2 separate regions of the Homo sapiens genome follow, and region 1 is linked to region 2. A link is a contact called in ENCODE Hi-C or POLR2A ChIA-PET data. All regions are on one chromosome and are shown on one strand. Each heading gives the region's core, a stretch centred on a gene start or an enhancer-like site at or near the end of the contact. The rest is flanking DNA. Distances are from core to core; before and after follow the strand shown. Region 1 holds the start of LARGE1-AS1 (LARGE1 antisense RNA 1). Region 2 overlaps LARGE1 (LARGE xylosyl- and glucuronyltransferase 1).

Region 1 (3,878 bases), core at 1,123-3,622, 140 kb after region 2:
GCCCCCACCTGCCACCCCCTCCGTTTCTCCCCTTGAAGGAAGCAGGAGCCTGATCTCCCCCCACTCCCTCCTCTCTCTCTCTCTCTGGGCACTTACATAAGACCCTGTAAAACTTCCAGTGACATTCACGAAAAATGTAAGCTGCTATTTTGCTCCCTCAGGAGATCATTTTAATGGACTGAGTGACAAAATTCACGGATTCTGAATTCAGCAGAAACCTGCTCAACCGAGGCACATCAGCACAGAGACGAAAAAAAAAAAAAAAAAGAGTCCAACCCCATTAAACAGGGTCACCCAAGGGATGGATTCAGTGTGCAAGAGACAATCTGTTCCCTCCGAAGTGACCCATTTAAAATCAGATTGTTCTGGGGGAAGCTCACAGGTTTAATAAATTTCAAACAGGCAAGGACAGGCTTGTACAACTGAGGTTCCTTAAGAGGAACATTTAAAAGAGGATAAGGCAATGAACAAAATAACTTGAGGATACACAAACTTTGGAGTCCTCACTCCAAAACTTCAAAAGCAGTGACATTTACAAGAATGTCTGGATAGCTATACACTGATCACTCCTCACAAGCAGCTTTGACTAACAGGAAGGACATGCTGGCTGGGCTTCCCCCCTACAGATAGCAATGCCAACCAACCACTCTGTCCTAAAGAGGGACTCGCAAGCTGTGGCTGCTCGCCCCCAAATTGCGCAGGACTGTCTGCAAGAAGGAACAAGAAAAGTTATTCACAGCATCACACCACGAAAGGTAGTTGCGTACCGCCCAACAGGGCCCTCTCCAAACACGGCAGGCTCCGCGAACCACAGGTGCTCACCGCTAACAAGAGGGCCGGGGGTGCGGGTATCGGTCACATGCCCTCGTGGTGTTAACCAGAAACTCCTCCTGGCTCGCTCCCTGCCAGCAGCCTGTGTGCCCAGAAGCCGAGCAGGCCCTGAGGGGGTCCTGGGGACTTCGGAGACTGGGGGCTTCCACCTCCAGCCTCTCCAGGGCTCCCGGCCGGGGCAGCAGAGGGTGTGCCCGGCCTCCCCGCCGGCATCCCGAGTACAGGGGGTACCAGCCACAGGTTCGGAGAACTTGTCCGGCGCTACACACCACGGCGCCCCCGCGGCGACTCTCGCGCTCCGGGGCTCTTACCTTGGCCGTGACTGCCGCCAGGCAGAGGGAGACACGGAAGAACAGGGTGGCGCGGCGGCGCCGCCGCCTACGAGGCGCAGGGGGTCCGGGTCAGGGTCCCGGCAGGCGCTGCCCTACTCGGAGCGGCGGTGCCAAGCACAGAGTTCGGGACTGCCCCCGGCTCCAAATGCCGCGGCGAGGGTCCGGGTCCCCCAAGCTGAGCACTGTCCCTTCTTCCTCTTCCTCCGGGGCCGCTGCCTGGAGCTGCTCCCGGCCCGGGGGACTCTTCCGAGCCAGGGGCGCCCCGCATGGGCAGGGGCCTGGGTCAGCCTCGGGTTGGGTCCAGGGAGCGACCGCCGGGGCCGACTCCACCTCCCGCGCTCCAAGCCGATTCGTCCCTTCAGGGCAGGGCCTGCCCGCGAACAGCCCGGCGAGACGAGCGCGGCCGCGCCCCCAGCTTCGGGCGCCCGGGCTCCGGCGCGGCGGCGGGGCAGGAGCAGACTGGCCGGGCCGGGCGCCGAACGCGGCGGCGCGGGGGGGGCTGCAACCGGCCGCGGCGCGCTCTCCCCCAGGGCCTGCGCCGCCCGCCCGCGGCTCCGCGGGAAAGAAGCGCCGGAAAAGGCCTCGCCCCGGCCTGGGGCGCGGGGCCGGGGGCGCGGGGCTAGGGGAGGCGCCCCGGGAAGGTCACGGGAGCGGAGGCGCGGCGAGTGGATCGCGGCGCGGTGGGTGCGGGGAGCCGAGGCGGGCGGCCCCCGCCGCCGGGAGCGCTCGCCGGCCTTGGCCGCCGCCGCCGCCTCCGAGATGCGCCGGCTTCCCGGAGCGCCCGGCGCTCGGAGCTGGGCGGCCGCTGCAGCCGCCGCGGGCAGCCGGGCGCCGCTGGCCGGAGCCGGCGCGCGATCCCCGCCTCCCGCGCCCGGCCAGGAGTGGGCCGCCGCGCGGGAACCGGCAGGGGCGGGCGCTGGGGTCCGGGCTCCGGGCTGGCCCCGCCGCCTCCGCGTGCCCAGAGCGCCGGACTCGCTCAGCAGCTGCAGTGACTGTGTGTCTGTGTCATGTCTGTGCAGCCGGGGGGGACCGCGAGCCGGGGCTGGGTTCCGAGCGGGGGCGGGGCCGGCGCCCGCGTCGGCGCCCGCCCCCGACCCCGTGACCGAGCGGCCGGCCAATGGCAAGCGCCGCAGCCGCGCGGACCGAGAGTTCGCCCCCGCACAGGCTCCGCCCCCCGGCGAGACTCCGCCCCGGTGCTTCTTCAGCTCGCTGGCTGGCAGGCAGGCGGAAGCAACACCCGGAGCCGGGATCCCGGGCCGGGTCGGGATGAAAGGGTGCAAGCTGGGAGCTCCCCGCCCTTCTTCCCCCAACCCCGGCGGCTCCCGGCCGCCTCGGGCTTGGCGTGCCTCGCGGAAAAAGGGGGAAGGGAAGCGGGACGGGCCCGCAGCTGCCGTGGTAGAGAGGCTCGCAGGCTTGCAGGACCATGCAGCCTGCTCCCCAAATTGCACAAAACAGCCGTCGTGAGAAGTAGGAAGTTTCCCCGCCTCGGGTCGCAGCTTCTCTCGGAGGTGGGCATGCTGTGGGGCAGCCGGAGTCTGTGAGGAGCCCCGCCGAAGGGCTCTGACGGCATCTTTCTGGGATCGGTATCCAAGAATCCTGTCCAAGGCTTCCTCTTCCTCTGAGGAAACTACATTTCTTTTTCCTCCACCCCAAACACACACCCCATGCACGCACAACACGCCCCTCCCCTGCTGATTTTATTCTCGCTCTTTCCCTCTTGGCATAAGAACCCGGCGCGCAACATCCCTTGAATGGACTTCCAGCCTCCCAGTTCTAGGGACCAGGGTGGGGGTACGGAGAGTCCTCCCGAGCCACAGGAGAAGTGGGTGAAATGGGTCGGGGCACAGGAGCGGGGGTGTGAGAATGGATGGAAGGAGGATGCCCTCGAGAGAAGACCCAGAGGAGGCGAAAGCAGAGAGGCAGGGAGAGAAAGAGGACGCCGAGAGCTGCACAACTCGGACTCGGAGACCGGAGCTCCGGGCGCGCGATCCAGCTCCCGGGTTTTTCCGCAGCTCGGTCCCAGGGCTTCTGGGGTCCCCTTCCCCCCGGGTCTCCACCTCTCCCCAGCCGGGCGGGCCGCCGGGTCTTTGCCTTCCCTCTGCGCGCCTCTCCGCTCTCCAGGACTCGAGCGAGGCAGCGGGAAGCCCACCCTAGTTCTTGGAAGGGGCAGGGGAAGGATGGGCTGGGGAGGGGGCGCGCGGGAAAGGGCCGCCGAGCTTGGGTTGCCCAGCTGACCCCACTCCTCGAGGTCGGGCTGGGGGGGTGGGGCGGCAAGGGCTTCGGAGGCTTGGCCCCTGCTTGGCTCCGGACCTGGCTCCCGCCTCGGTAACCACACTCTCGGCCTTTGGCTTTACCGAGCTGGGACCCTTCTCCCATCCCCCTTCCCTCCAGCCTCGTGAAACAACGACCCCCACCAGCAGCAGCAGCGCCCGCTTTGCCCCGGCTCCGGAGCGCTGTTTACCTAATCTCAGCGGCTGACCGAGCCCAGCAGAATGCGAAAGGGAGGCAGCGGTGGTACAGCAGCGTCCCCGGCGAAGAAGTAAAAGACGTTTGCTTTGGAGCTTCGGGATAAGTTAACTGCGAAGCTGGGGTCCTGCTGTCTTACCTCTGCGGCGATGAGCCTCACCGTGCACGTTGGCAGGCATAGCAGATTCTGTTTCTGATGCCATTACCGTGTCGGAGAAGAACATTATATGAAAAAATACTATCTAATAT
Region 2 (3,995 bases), core at 426-2,925:
TTGTCTATCATTATTCCACCCATTATTGTACACATCAGACAACCACAGCTCAGGGTAGGTTAAATAATATGCCATACATTACACACAATAGTACAGAGTGGAACCAGGAAGTACCTAGCTTGTAATCTGGCACCCAGCAGCTCTACAGTGAGAAGTAATCAAGTTCCTAGCGACAGTTTGATCATTTTAAAACAAAAGGCCAGGCGTGGTAGCTCATGCCTGTAATCTCAGGACACTGGGAGGCGGAGGTGGGTGGATCACCAGAGGTCAAGAGTTGGAGACCAGCCTGTCCAACATAGTGAAACCCCATCTCTACTCAAAATACAAAAATTGCCAGATGTGGAGGTGTGGTGGCGTGTGCTGTAATCCCAGTTACTTGGGAGGCTGAGGCAGCAGAATCACTTGAACCCGGGAGGCGGAGGTTGCAGTGAGCCAAGATCGCGCAACTGCAGTCTGGCCTGGGCAACAAGAGCAAAACTCTTGTTTCAAAAAAATTAAAAAAAAATTAAAAAAAGAAGAACTAGGGGGTGGTAAGAGGGTACAGTCTACTGTATCTTCCTCTCCTAATTCTACTTTCATGGTATAGAATGCTCACTGGGCTATTGTGTCAGTTTGCCAGGGCTGCTATAACAACAGTGCTACAAATTGGGTGGCTTAAACAGCAGAAACTTGTCTCACAGTTCTGTGGGCTAGAAGTTCAAGATCATGGTGTGAACAGGGCACGCTCACTCTCAAGGCGCTGGGGAAAGATCTGTTCCTGGCCTCTCTCCTAGCTCCTGGTAGGACCTTAGCTTGTGGCAACACAACTCCAACCTTCACGCGACATTGTGCCTGTGTGCACGTCTGTGTCCAAACTTCCCGTTACAAGGACGCTGGTTGTAATGGATTAAGGACCCAAGTGGCTTCAGGATGACCTCAACTAATTGCATCTGCAACAACCCCATTTCCAAATAAGGTCACATTCTGAGGCACTGAGGCTTGGAACTTCAACATATGAATTCTGGAGACAGAATTCAACCCATAACAGTTACCTGCACCATCGAGTAAAAGACACAAGTAAACCACTGTGAGACAGAGTCAAAAAGAGGCATTTCAGTTCCACGGGGTCAGTGATACCCAGTCCCCAGCAGCCCCTGTCGAAGAGCAGTGGGGCTCACTCCAGGCAGCTGGAGGATGGACAGCACGGTCTTGACAGCTGCCACAGGCCTCAACAGTCTGAATGGTGTGAAAGAAGGAGCATGAAGCCAAGCTTTAGGAAATCTCAGTCAGCAACTGACTATGACCCTGATGAACACAGCCTCTCTGAATTTCAGCATCCAAATTAAAATAACTGTGGGTTCAATAACTGATCTCTAACATCTAACACACAACATCTGCTTATCCATTCCAAAACCCATCAGGAGACATAAATCCCTCCTCTGCAGCAGTGCAAAACTATTTAGGGCTTAGAACAATTTCTTGCTTTCCTTGCTGCAGCTAAGAACTTTTAGCTAATGTTCTTGCAGCCTTCAAAGTTACAGAGTAAGTCTCAGGCACCCCGGCCTCAATACAAAATCAAATTGTTCAGATATATCTCACTCACACAACACATTAGACAGATGTAGCACATAGAGTAAACACTCTGGTTAATAAGTGCTAGGTCATTAGTTGTGGGGCTGTCAGTAGAACCCAATAACTGCGATAGCGCACAAAGCTGCCCCGCCTTAGAAGTCAAGCTAAATGCTTTCCATTTTTATCACCCAATTCATAACCTTGTTGTCTGGCTTTAAGAATCAATAGCCTGGTGGTTTTGGTATCCAATAAATTTGTCTTAGTTTGGACGTTTTTCATTTCCCACGTCACTTGAAGAGAGCAGGGTACGGTAAATTGCTCTTCTCACAGGATTTGTTTTTCCAAATCTATAATTTCACACTGACGGCCAGGTGCTGTGGCTCACACCTGTAATCCCAGCACTTTGGGAGGCCAAGATGGGTAGATCACCTGAGGTCAGGAGTTCAAGACCAGCCTGGCCAACATGAGGTGAAACCCCATCTCTACTAAAAATACAAAAATTAGCCAGGCATGGTGGTGGGTGCCTGTAATCCCAGCTACTCGGGAGGCTGAGGCAGGAGAATCACCTGAACCTGGGAGGTGGAGGTTGCAGTGAGCCAAGATTGCACCACTGCATTCCAGCCTGGGCAACAGAACGAGACTCTGCCTTAAAAAAAAATTCACACTGACGTGTTCCAGAAACTAGTGAAAGCAAAGAGGAAAGAATGCAGACAGCAGAAGCCCCATCCAAAGACCAAGGCAGCTTCCAGCTGTGATCACTTAGGACAATTCACTGAACAAGTTCCATATGAGCAAATGTCAACTGGTCTACCCCAGGGTGACCCATCACTCACCTAGCAAATAATACTTATCTAGCACTTAGTATGTGCCAAACCCCGTGCTAAGTAATTTACGTAAGTGACCGCATTAGTCCATAAATTCCACTGCTTTATGCACACACACAAATAGATATACATAAGATATTTATTTCTATATTTAAATAGTACACTGATAAAAATAGAAAGCAATGCCAGCTCCGTGGATAACAGAAAGCAGCAAGAGACTGAAAGAACCAGCACATGGTAAAAGAAAATCAATGTGTGTGTGTGTATATACATATATATATATACACACACACAGACTCAAGATCACTGAATTTAAGCCTGAAAGAGAGCTTGGGGAGGAGGTAGTTCTCTAATACAATGTAAATTATCTGCATGGGGAAAATGAGGCTCAGACAAAGAATTGGCATATCCAAAGTTAGCCAGAGGGCAAAGGATAGAATTAAGTCTGGAGTCCGAGTTCTTCTTTTTGGGTTCTGCTGTTTGTTTTATCCTCCTCCTCCTCAAATCAACTATTTTTAAAAATGTTTAAAGCACTAAAATATGGCAAGGTTCATGACTGAGACGCATTTAAGACGGGAGGGAGAGTAGCCCCTATCCTTTATGTCTCTCCCAGTCCAAATCCACAGAGACAGAACATGGTTATCAGGAGCTAGAATAAGAGGAGAGTGGCAGTGACTGATAATGCATATGGGGTTTCTTTTGGGAGTGAGGAAAATGTTCTGGAATTCGTTGTGACAATCACACAACCTTGTGAAAATACTAAAAACCACTAAATTGTACATTATATGAATTGTACATTTTAAACACACATTTAAATGTGTTGTTGTTTTACATCAGTGACACGAGAACAATGAAGAGTCAGGGCTTCATCACATAGATTAGCTACTACCAAAATAAAGAATCAAATTGGGCTGGGCGCGGTGGCTCATGCATGCAATCCCAGCACTTTGGGAGGCCGAGGCGGGCGCATCACGAGGTCAGGAGATCAAGACCATCCTGGCCAACATGGTGAAACCCCGTCTCTACTAAAAATACAAAAATTAGCTGGGCGTGGTGGTGCGTGCCTGTAATCCCAGCTACTCGGGAGGCTGAGGCAGAAGAATCACTTGAACCCGGGAGGTGGAGGTTGCAGTGAGCCAACATCACGCCACTGCACTCCAGCCTGGCAACAGAGTGAGACTCTGTCTCCAAAAAAACAAAATCAAGTTTAAAAAAAAAAAAAAAGAGAGAGAGAGAGGGAGTGTTCCACTTCCACTCATCACACCCTTATTTTTCCTGAGAAATTTCCAGACCGTAGCGTGTCAGGCCATACACTACAGTGCTTCGGCCTGATTTAATTGGCATTGTAATGCTGTGACACAAATGCTATGGTACTCAATTTACAGACGAAAAGACTAAGTATCCAAAAGGTCAGGAGATTCCCTCAAGATCATATAAAGGGCCAAAAGCTTGTTTTCTAGGTCTCCTATCACAGCACTTAGCAAAACACGTTAATCCACTGGATCTGTTTCTCTCTCATCAGAGTGATGAGAGTCTCTTTGAGCACTATGTTTCTTCAGAAAAAAAAAAAATTTGCAAGAGCAGTTTGAGATTATAGCCAAATCATGGGAAAAGGGACTA

Evidence for each region. Hi-C counts contacts between places; a loop is a spot of excess contacts on that map. ChIA-PET counts read pairs that join two places held with the same protein, here RNA polymerase II (POLR2A). Pooled maps may share reads with other maps.
Region 1: a loop to region 2 is called in a map of heart right ventricle, with 2.7 times the contacts of the local background. The contact joins the promoter of LARGE1-AS1 here to the enhancer-like site in region 2. A Hi-C loop is called at or near these places in 17 of 168 maps with a recorded cell type or tissue (GM13976, IMR-90, MCF 10A and 8 more), 10 of 37 single-sample maps with no recorded cell type and 15 of 50 pooled maps. POLR2A ChIA-PET finds 5 or more read pairs at or near these places in 3 of 52 experiments (AG04450, HEK293T and WTC11).

Annotation. Positions count from the first base shown.
Region 1 is chr22:33,918,853-33,922,730 of GRCh38, forward strand. It overlaps LARGE1-AS1 (LARGE1 antisense RNA 1), which reads left to right and starts at 2,373. Exons shown (of 2, transcript XR_001755630.2): 1 at 2,373-2,671; 2 at 3,555-3,878. It overlaps LARGE1 (LARGE xylosyl- and glucuronyltransferase 1), which reads right to left and starts at 1,624. Exons shown (of 15, transcript NM_133642.5): 1 at 1,143-1,624. RefSeq lists silencers at 1,152-1,251, 1,522-1,671, 1,992-2,491.
Region 2 is chr22:33,779,301-33,783,295 of GRCh38, forward strand. The region is part of intron 1 of LARGE1 (LARGE xylosyl- and glucuronyltransferase 1); the gene reads right to left. Among named protein-coding and RNA genes, the nearest start is that of LARGE-AS1, 56 kb to the left of the region's middle. RefSeq lists enhancers at 478-979, 3,388-3,888. Within about 2 kb of position 1,676, at least 3 of the 41 ENCODE cell types and tissues checked have a DNase peak (open chromatin) inside an H3K27ac peak, as active enhancers do; they include heart right ventricle, where a contact is called at or near this core.